Regions from separate parts of the Homo sapiens genome. Here regions 1 and 2 are each linked to region 3. The links are chromatin contacts, found by Hi-C in ENCODE. All regions are on one chromosome and are shown on one strand. Each heading gives the region's core, a stretch centred on a gene start or an enhancer-like site at or near the end of the contact. The rest is flanking DNA. Distances are from core to core; before and after follow the strand shown. Region 1 holds the start of ST3GAL4 (ST3 beta-galactoside alpha-2,3-sialyltransferase 4). Region 2 holds the start of PUS3 (pseudouridine synthase 3). Region 3 holds the start of IGSF9B (immunoglobulin superfamily member 9B).

Region 1 (2,711 bases), core at 164-2,663, 7.6 Mb after region 3:
TCCCCGGAACCCACTCTAGAATTATCGGGCAGCTTTGGAGAGTAACAGCATGGGAGAAATATTACCAATAGTGAATATTTATACAGCTCTCCCTCCGTGCAGGCGCCTTTCAAAGCACTTAGCATATATCAACTCATTTAAAATCCCCCTGGCAGATGCCAGGGCCAGGACCTAGAGGAGGTGGAGTCTGTAGGACGGGTCCGGCACAGCTCAGGAGACAGTGACACGGGTGTGTGTCTCTTGTGAGAACTCAGCCTGTACCAGGCCTGTTCCCAAAGTTCAAAAAGAATGAGTCCGCCTGAGCCTGGCTTCCACGCGGTACCCGCCTCCGGCGGTGGAAAGTACAGGCTTCCCCAAGAGGCCTGTGGGGGGTGCCAGCTTGTGGGTGGCCATGAGGTCAGACAGGGCACAGCTGGGCACCCGAACACTGCCTACACTCCCAGCCTTCTGGCAGCAGTTCCCTTAAGCCAGGCCCTCAGGACCCAGGCTGGGGAGCAGAGGAAGCAGCCACAGTAGGTCAGGCCTCAAGCTGCCCAGACAGAGCCTCCCCCCAGGACTGGGAATGGAGGGGCAGTGCTGGCAGACATGTTGGCAGTTCTGGGCTGGCCGGGAGGTCCCTGCCAGCCAGGTCCCCGAGGAAACACCCACAGCAGACAGCTGAGCCCACTCCCCCCATCGCATCCCTCCCACTGCTCACCACCCATGCAGCCCTGAGGCACAGTGGCCTAGGCCTGACGACCCCCATAACGTGGCCCTAGGACCCTGGGCACAGCCGGCCTCCCACTGACAACTCCACCTTTGGGTCCTGCTCAGCGACCTTGCGACTCCTGCACACAGGCGGACCCCGCAAAGCCTGTCACCTCCAGCACAGTCAGCTCCCAAGTGCTGGACCTGACCGGGGTAGTTGTGGGAGAAACCATCGCTCGAGGATGCTGGAGGTGGGGGCCGCCGCTTCAGTCCGGGCGCAGGGCTGGGGGATTGGGGGCGGAAACTTTCCGCAGAACTGTCCCGCTTGCTCACTCCAAGGGAACGGAGAGGATCCGGCTTCCCGCGAAAATCTGGTCCAGGGAAAGGGACCCCGGAAAGCAGCTCCGCAGGGCTGTGGCAGCCCCACCCCGACCCGCGCTGCGCCCACGTGCAGGGCCCGACCCCCTCCGGGAGGCGCGGCGCCGGCTGGGGTCAGGCGGCCGAGGACCCCGCGGCTCCCCGCCCCGCCCCGCCCCGCGGGCCCCCGCGCACCGCCGCCGCGTACTCACCCTCACGGGTGGAGCGGGGCGGGGCAGCACGGTTCCGCGCGCAGCTCCGATCCGCTAGGCGCACCGACCGGCGGCGCAGCGCTGGCGCGACGGCTCGACTCGGCCGGGTCCCTGTCCCGGGCGCGGGTCCGGCCTGGGAGCGGGCGAGTCCGCCTGCAGGGGAGGCGGGGACCCGGGCCCGGGTTGGGGGCGGGGAAGGGGCTGGACACGCTTGCGCACACGGCGGCCCGACTCCCAGGAGCTCCCGGGAGGGGTAGAAAGGGCGGGGTGGAGGAGGGGGAAGGGCGGGGGTGATGCCGCGCGGTCGCAGGCTTGGGATGGTGTTCGCGCCTCCGAGACCCGGACAGAGGCAAGCAGGGGCGCCGTGGGTGCCAGAGAGGCGGAAGAGGAGGCCTGATGGGGTGAGCACAGGGCCAGGGCAGGCACTGCCTGTGAATGGCGCCAGGGTGGGTATGCCCAGCGCAGCCAAGGCGCTCGCTCCCGGGAACAATGAGAATCAAGAAAGGGTGCAGTGCTCTATCCCACGGGGAACGGTGTCCTTCCCTCACTGGGGAAACTGGGGCAGGGTCCTGTTCCGGGAGCCTATGCTTCCCGTGCCCCATGCACGCAAGGCAGCCAGTCAGTCCCCTGGGCCCAGACGTGGGCCCTTCCTCTGCTTCGGTTGGGGCCTGCTGCCCCTAAACTGCTCTCTCTGCACCCCTCACTTGCATACTCTTTATCTTGGCCTCAGAAAGTTTCTCAGTTTCCTTTCCGTTATTGAAGGCGCCAGGCATCCTGTCTCCAGGAAGAAACCCCTGGGCCCCTGACCCTGGTTCTTTGGACCCAGGCATCCCCCCAAATAAACCTGGGAACTGCCCAGGCTGAAGAACAGTTCAGAAGTCACCCTACAGGACAATCCACAGCCCCTTAGGCCAGTCCCTTTCACAGGTCAGCACAGTGTTTCCGGAGCCCCACGTATCAACAGCCCAGTGCCGGGAGCGCCAGGGGCTCCAAGGAAACTATCAGACCCATTCCCTGTCCCCAGGAAGCTTACCATCCAGCGGCACAGAGAAGGCTCACCATGGACTCCATTCAAGAACGAGGCAGGATAGGATGTGAATAAGTGCAAGGTGTGAGTGACTGACAGTAAGTGCAAGGGGGTTCAGAGAAGTGGCAGCTCCAAGCCTGCTTCTGCTGAAGCTGGAGGGCTTATCTGTCAAGAACCCCCAACTCAGGAAGCTCTGCTCCAAGTGAGCTGAGTAAGGAGAGTCTGCCTCCAAGTTGTTCCTCTGCAGGTGACTGTGCTCCATGCTAAATCATTCCTTGCACGGGCAGAAGCTGTTTGGCATTGCACCAGTGTCTGATTTTGTTTGAATATGGTGCCTTTGGCTTAATCAGTCAGACATGCATTCAACAACTATTTATTTATTTATTTATTTATTTATTTATTTATTATTTTGAGACAGAGTCTCGCTC
Region 2 (2,700 bases), core at 141-2,640, 8.1 Mb after region 3:
CTCGGTGGCGGTTACGTGGCTGTTCAGCCGCTCGCTCTCCGCCGCCCCTGCGTCGCCTCCCCACAGTAACGACGCCATGGCTGCGATTGCTGCTCCCGCCCCCAGCACGTGCTTCCACCACCGGCGCGAGGCGGTGCTGGCCCCATCCGCTGGCCAATGGGCTTCCTTAGGGGGCAGGCGTCCGCGTCCGCGCCCGCGACCACCGCGGTGCGGCGCGCAGGCGCTGGAAGGCTGGGTGGCGCGCGGAAGGGGCGGAGGGCAGAGAGCGGGGCGGGGGGCAGAGAGCGGGGCGGAGGGCAGAGAGCGGGGCGGAGGGCAGAGAGCGGGGCGAAAGGGCGCGGACCGGAGGGCAGAGGGGGCAGCTTCCGCAGAGTGGAGAGCGCCCCCCGCGCCGCCCCGCGGCCCGCCGCTCACACAGCCCTCCAGGCGGGAGCCCCCCGGACTCCCCGCCGCGCTTTACGCCCCGTGTCGGTTTCCCTGGAAATTTCCGCCTCCACATCACAAGATGTCAGAAAGGTTAGCGAATTGGTTAGCAAAGTGGAGACAAAATCTGATGAATTTGATATGACGAATGACCTCGAATGCCACAGTTGCGGAAAGGAAGCAGAACTGTTCAAGCTCTAACTGCTGTTCCTGCCCTAGATACCTGTGATGTTCCACATAGGCTTTTTAAAGCTTTTATTCTGAAATGTGGTCTCTTGTTAAAAACATTACCTTTCGGTATAACCTCTACGTCCTACATGCGTTTGCATAATCCGGTATAGATCCCTGGATCCCTGGTACTAATGATTTAATGACCGCTCAATTTGGACGAAAGAACCAAATTCCACCTCCCCCCCGCCCCCCAGTTTTCTAATTGTAATTTTGAGATTTTGATCAGCATTTCTGGAATTGGGGGCAAAAATACAAAAACCCACACGAAACTGCAGTCATGATCTCTCCGTGGTGCTGAAGCAACGCTCCCCGCTCTGTTCGGTCACTCTCAGGGCACCTAGTCGTTTGTTTTGAGATTATCATATTCATTTCAGCTTTTAATTTGAATTCTAATAGTAAATGTTTTTGTCTCTCAATGGTAACTTTCTTCTCATTTAACTAGGTATAAAATCGAGCCAAGATCTTCAATCTTTTAGTTTTCGTATAAGGATAGCAGAATTTGAAAAATTACCTTTTTTCTATTATTTTAGCGTAGCACTACAATTCCTCCTTTTATTGCTGTCCCGCCACAGGCCCAGATTCTGCCCTGTGGGCGGAGAAACGGTAGCTGGACTAGAAAACCTCAGGTAGATTCTAGCACCAAGCTCGGTTCTCAGAACTACATTTCCCACAAACTTGGACTACACCTCCCATGAGGGCTCGGGCGCCTGCGCAGAAGACGCACAGTGACAGCTTCCTTTCTCGGAAACGCGGCGCGGCCGGCTGCCGGAAAGTAAGTGTGGGATTTTTGGAGTGGGTTACTTTCTGGGTTCCACAGGGGAAGGGACAAATGGACACACTGCTGAACGGTTGTCTGTTGTCTTCTTTTTGCCCTCTTTCACATACTTTGGTCTTTTCAGGAAAGCATTGCCGTATGGAAATGAGACCTCGCTTAAGACCATGTATTTTTCTTTTGTGCCTGGTACTTTCTGGAGCTCTCGGTGGAAACTCGCCGCAGTAGGGTCGTCTTTAATTCCGTTGTGACGGGAGCTTCAGTGGTACTTGTACTGTGGAGTACAAAAGTGCTCTGCTGCCCCACTTAGAATTGGGTGCTCATAAAACAGTAGAAGTTGAGAACCCAGGAGTATGTGGGAGGCTGTGGCAGCAATTTTCAAATTATTTTGGGGATTGCCTTACATACAGACCACGATTGCTTTCTAGTGATCATAGTGCGTGTCTGCTAATCCTTTGGACAGTACTCCCTCTTCTTCCCTTTGGATTAATATAAAGTTTATCAAGAGGAATGCTATTTATGTGTTAACCCACTGGTTCCTGAGATTAGGACTTTTTTTTTTTTTTTTTTAAGACTGTCGCCCAGGCTGAGTGAAGTGGCGTGATCACTGCTCACTGCAGCCTCTACCTCCTGGGCTCAAGCGATCCTTCCACCTCAGCCTCCAACTAGCTGGGACTGCAGGCGTGCGCCATCTTGGCAGCCTAGTTTTTAATTTTTTAATTAACACACGGTCTCGCTGTGTTGCCCAGGTTGGTCTCGAACTCCTGACTTCGAGCGACCCCCCCTCCCCCCCGCCACCACCCCGTCTTGGCCTCTCAAAATGTTGGGATGACAGGCGTGAGCCACGGCGCCTGGCCCAATGTATGGAACATCTGGTGATGGCCGTTTTAGTTTGTAATTGGTGCTTAGGGGACACACGAATTCCCTCTCTGTGGTTACTTCGCAGCCCTGGCCAGGGTGTTACTTTAAACGTCTGCTTGGGAACTCCTGCACTTCACCCTGAATTAGGGTAAGGTGTGCTGGAAAAAGCACTGTAGTGTACCAAGTCCTGTTTTTGCCACAAATCTGCCTTATGACCAACTAGACTCACTCCCTGGCCTAGTTCTTTAGTTAGCACGGGAGTTGAACTTTGGAGACTTTGGTAATGTTGGACTTTGAGATCCAAATAATCACTGGAGTGTTTTGCATGTTAAAATCACCATGTAATTTTTGACCTCATAAAAAGTCGAGGTATAAATACAAATTACCTTTAATCCCACTACTCGTTAGGTTTT
Region 3 (2,904 bases), core at 394-2,893:
CTTCATTGTCCCCAGAAAGGCATCTTTGCCCAAGAAGAGAACCAAAATCATGGCTCAGGGAGAGATGGCCCCAAGTTATGCATCTTGAGTGTGTTTGCACAGGTGGAGGGGTGGGTAGGGTAGAAGGTTATTCAACAGTCCTGGTTCTCTGGATCTATCCAGGCCCTCGACCTTTATCCATGTGCTCACTGACTGCTCTGTTGGGGGCCTCTTTCTGCCTCCCAGCTGGCGGTGAGCTAAGAGGCTTCCGGTGTCAGGGAATGCTCCACCTCCGGTGTTCAAGGCCACTTTTTGTGCATGTGTGTGTACCTGTGTGCACGCTTTCCCAGAAGCAAGTCTCCTTCTTGTTGTTTTGGGAGCTTCATGTCCTGGAGCCAGGGCTTTGTGGCTAACGAGTGCTTTGAGAGGATGAAATTCCTGAGCTCTCGCTCGCTGACCCTCTGCCTTCCTTCCTTGGCCAACAGCCCATCCCAGGGAGCGGTGTGATTCTTACCACTGCCTTCACTCCTTGAAAGAACAAACATCTTCACTGCAGCCTCTGAGCGCTGGTGTGAGGTGATTGTTTGTAGTAGATGTTTCCATGACACTCATTTATTTCTTCTGCAAATACAACTGTATTGGGGGAGGGGAAGCAGACAGGCTAGGGTAGGGAGACTGGAACATACGAAGACCTTCCAGTTTCCTATTTACATTCCTCTGTAGGATGAGAAGCTCCTTCCCTTTCCCTGGGTCTCCTCCATCCCAGACTCCTAAAGCTTCCCCCAAACCCATCTTGGTTTCATGCGGCCGAGTCGGGGCTGGGCTCCGAGTAAGGTGGAGAGGGGAGGAACCATGTGCGTGAGGAAGCAGCCTTTATCAGGAGAAGTGGGAAAAAGACCCAACTTTGACTGCTTGGAGTCGGGATTCAGTAATGATGAGCAGCAGTGACCAGCACTGGGGGTGGAGTGTGTGTGCACGAGTGTTCCTGAGGGGTCTGTGGCACTTCGCAGCTGAGCCAATGACTCACTCTAAATCTTAGCGACTTTGAGAGGTCATTTTAGTCATCCCCCGGTCTGCATCACGTTTGGAGGGGGTGGTGCGCTGCTCTGGGGACGTGTCTGGGTGCGGAGGGAGACGGGGTGGGGAGGCGGCGCGTGACCTCTTTGAAAAGATCTCCGGCGAAGGACGTTCCCCGGCTCTCCCGGGCCGCCGGCTCCTGGGTTTCCCCATCATAGAATCAGCATGGTCCTCTCGGGAACTGCTTTTTGCCGGATGGAAACCGGATGTTGGGTTCCATGAGTGGGCGGGGGCTCCACTTCCCTCAGACCTGTCCGGGGTAATTGAGACCCGCCAGGGTCCCGTTAGAAGCTACCATTTCCCTCACCAGAAACTTGCCACGCAGTGTGAGCCGAGAGAGAAGCGGGCAGAGACGCTATACCACCTTCTCCCCGGCAATGCGCATGATTCTGCGGCTCTGTGCTCGCCACACTTCAACGCACCTTGAAATGGGCTCGCCTCCTTCGCGCCGCGACGGGCGGAAGGCTGAGCCAATCGGACCCCCGGCTTGCGGGCGGCGCCCAATAGGCGGGCGGCGGGGGCGGTTCCGGAGGCCCGGCCCGGCTAGGCTTCACCGTGGACCTGGCTGCGCTCCGCCCGGGCGAGTAGTGCAGGTGCCGCTGCGCCGGGGCCGGGGAGGCGCGCGCCGAGCCGAGCGGAGCCTAGGAGGGATGGAGAGCTGGCCACCCGGGCTGCAGGAGCACCGGCGCGGGGCGTAGGCGGCGCGAGGCGGGCGCGAGGCGGGCGCTCGGGCGCGAGGCGCGTGCGGGCGCGGGAGCACTTTGCGATAGGATGAGGCTCCGGGCTGGCGCGGTAGTACTATGATTTGGTATGTGGCCACTTTCATAGCAAGTGTGATCGGCACCCGAGGGCTTGCGGCTGAAGGTGAGTTGAAGTGCGGCGTCCCTCCCCTGCCCCTCCCGGCGCCCTCGGCCCCTCGCGCCCGGCCCCTCGGTTTCCCGGCTCCTTGGCCCCCCGGTTCCCCAGCTCCCCGGCGCGCCTTCCCGCGGGTGAGGCTTGGGCTCCGACGCGGGCCAGGCGGCCCGGGAGCATTGCCGGGGAGGGCCTGGGGGCCGTGGGCTGGAGGGGCGGGCGGGAAGGGGCCAGAGCCCACGGGCTGCCGGGCACTCGGGGAAAGGACGCAGTGGAACCTGGGTCGACTTCGCCCACCACGGGCCCCACGGTGCACACCGGCGCGCCTAGCCCGTCGCCTCCTGCCCGGCGGCCGCCTCCCAGAGCTGCGGGAAACTCTGGCTGCGGGAGTTTGCGGTCTCCGGGCAGGCTGCAGCACGCTAGAGCCCCGCGCCGCGAGGAGCGCCTGCAGGGAGGCGCGACCCGGAGGATCCCTGGGACTGGCGGCACCCGCGTCTAAGGCCCCGGGTTCGCGCGGCCCTGCGGGCGTCCATCGCTCCGCTCGCGCCCCTCCTGCCCACACATCTTGGCAGCTGGAGGTCGGATCCCCCTAGCAGGGGCGCCCGGTGAGAGGAGGATTGATGAGGCCAGCTTCGAGGTGTGTCCGCTTTTGGCTGGACCCCGCCGGCCCCCGCGCCTCTCAGCCGCACCTGGGCCCCGGCCAGGCAAAAGTTCCCCGGGAGCGCGCCGCAGCCGCGCGGGCCCCACGCCGCCCTCCCCAGGCTGCGAGGCAGAGCTGGCTGGGGGCGGCGGCGGGGGAGGGGAGGGGCGGGGAAGGGGGGGTCCCCACGCTGTGAATCCGAGCGGAGGGGGGATTTTCTCTTTCCGCTTTCCTGGGTCTGAGCTGGGGGAGACGCAAGGGGGGAGCCACCGAGTTGGGTGATGCGTGCGTGAGCGCGCGGGCTTTTGCTTTGGAGATGGGCAGAGCGACCTACAAGCCTCTGGGTGGCACCCCCG

Evidence for each region. Hi-C counts contacts between places; a loop is a spot of excess contacts on that map. Pooled maps may share reads with other maps.
Region 1: a pooled map shows a loop between it and region 3 (4-fold over the local background). The contact joins the promoter of ST3GAL4 here to the promoter of IGSF9B in region 3. A Hi-C loop is called at or near these places in 3 of 50 pooled maps.
Region 2: a loop to region 3 is called in a pooled map, with 12 times the contacts of the local background. The contact joins the promoter of PUS3 here to the promoter of IGSF9B in region 3. A Hi-C loop is called at or near these places in 5 of 50 pooled maps.

The regions. Positions count from the first base shown.
Region 1 is chr11:126,354,388-126,357,098 of GRCh38, reverse strand. It overlaps ST3GAL4 (ST3 beta-galactoside alpha-2,3-sialyltransferase 4), which reads right to left and starts at 1,413. Exons shown (of 11, transcript NM_001254757.2): 1 at 1,257-1,413. It overlaps GSEC (G-quadruplex forming sequence containing lncRNA), which reads left to right and starts at 1,512. Exons shown (of 2, transcript NR_033839.1): 1 at 1,512-1,657. RefSeq lists enhancers at 455-604, 292-1,035, 1,036-1,777, 1,778-2,521 and a silencer at 1,195-1,574.
Region 2 is chr11:125,901,896-125,904,595 of GRCh38, reverse strand. It overlaps PUS3 (pseudouridine synthase 3), which reads left to right and starts at 1,390. Exons shown (of 4, transcript NM_031307.4): 1 at 1,390-1,426. It overlaps DDX25 (DEAD-box helicase 25), which reads right to left and starts at 88. Exons shown (of 12, transcript NM_013264.5): 1 at 16-88. The coding sequence starts at 78.
Region 3 is chr11:133,955,707-133,958,610 of GRCh38, reverse strand. It overlaps IGSF9B (immunoglobulin superfamily member 9B), which reads left to right and starts at 1,643. Exons shown (of 20, transcript NM_001277285.4): 1 at 1,643-1,920. The coding sequence starts at 1,857. RefSeq lists a silencer at 1,465-1,814.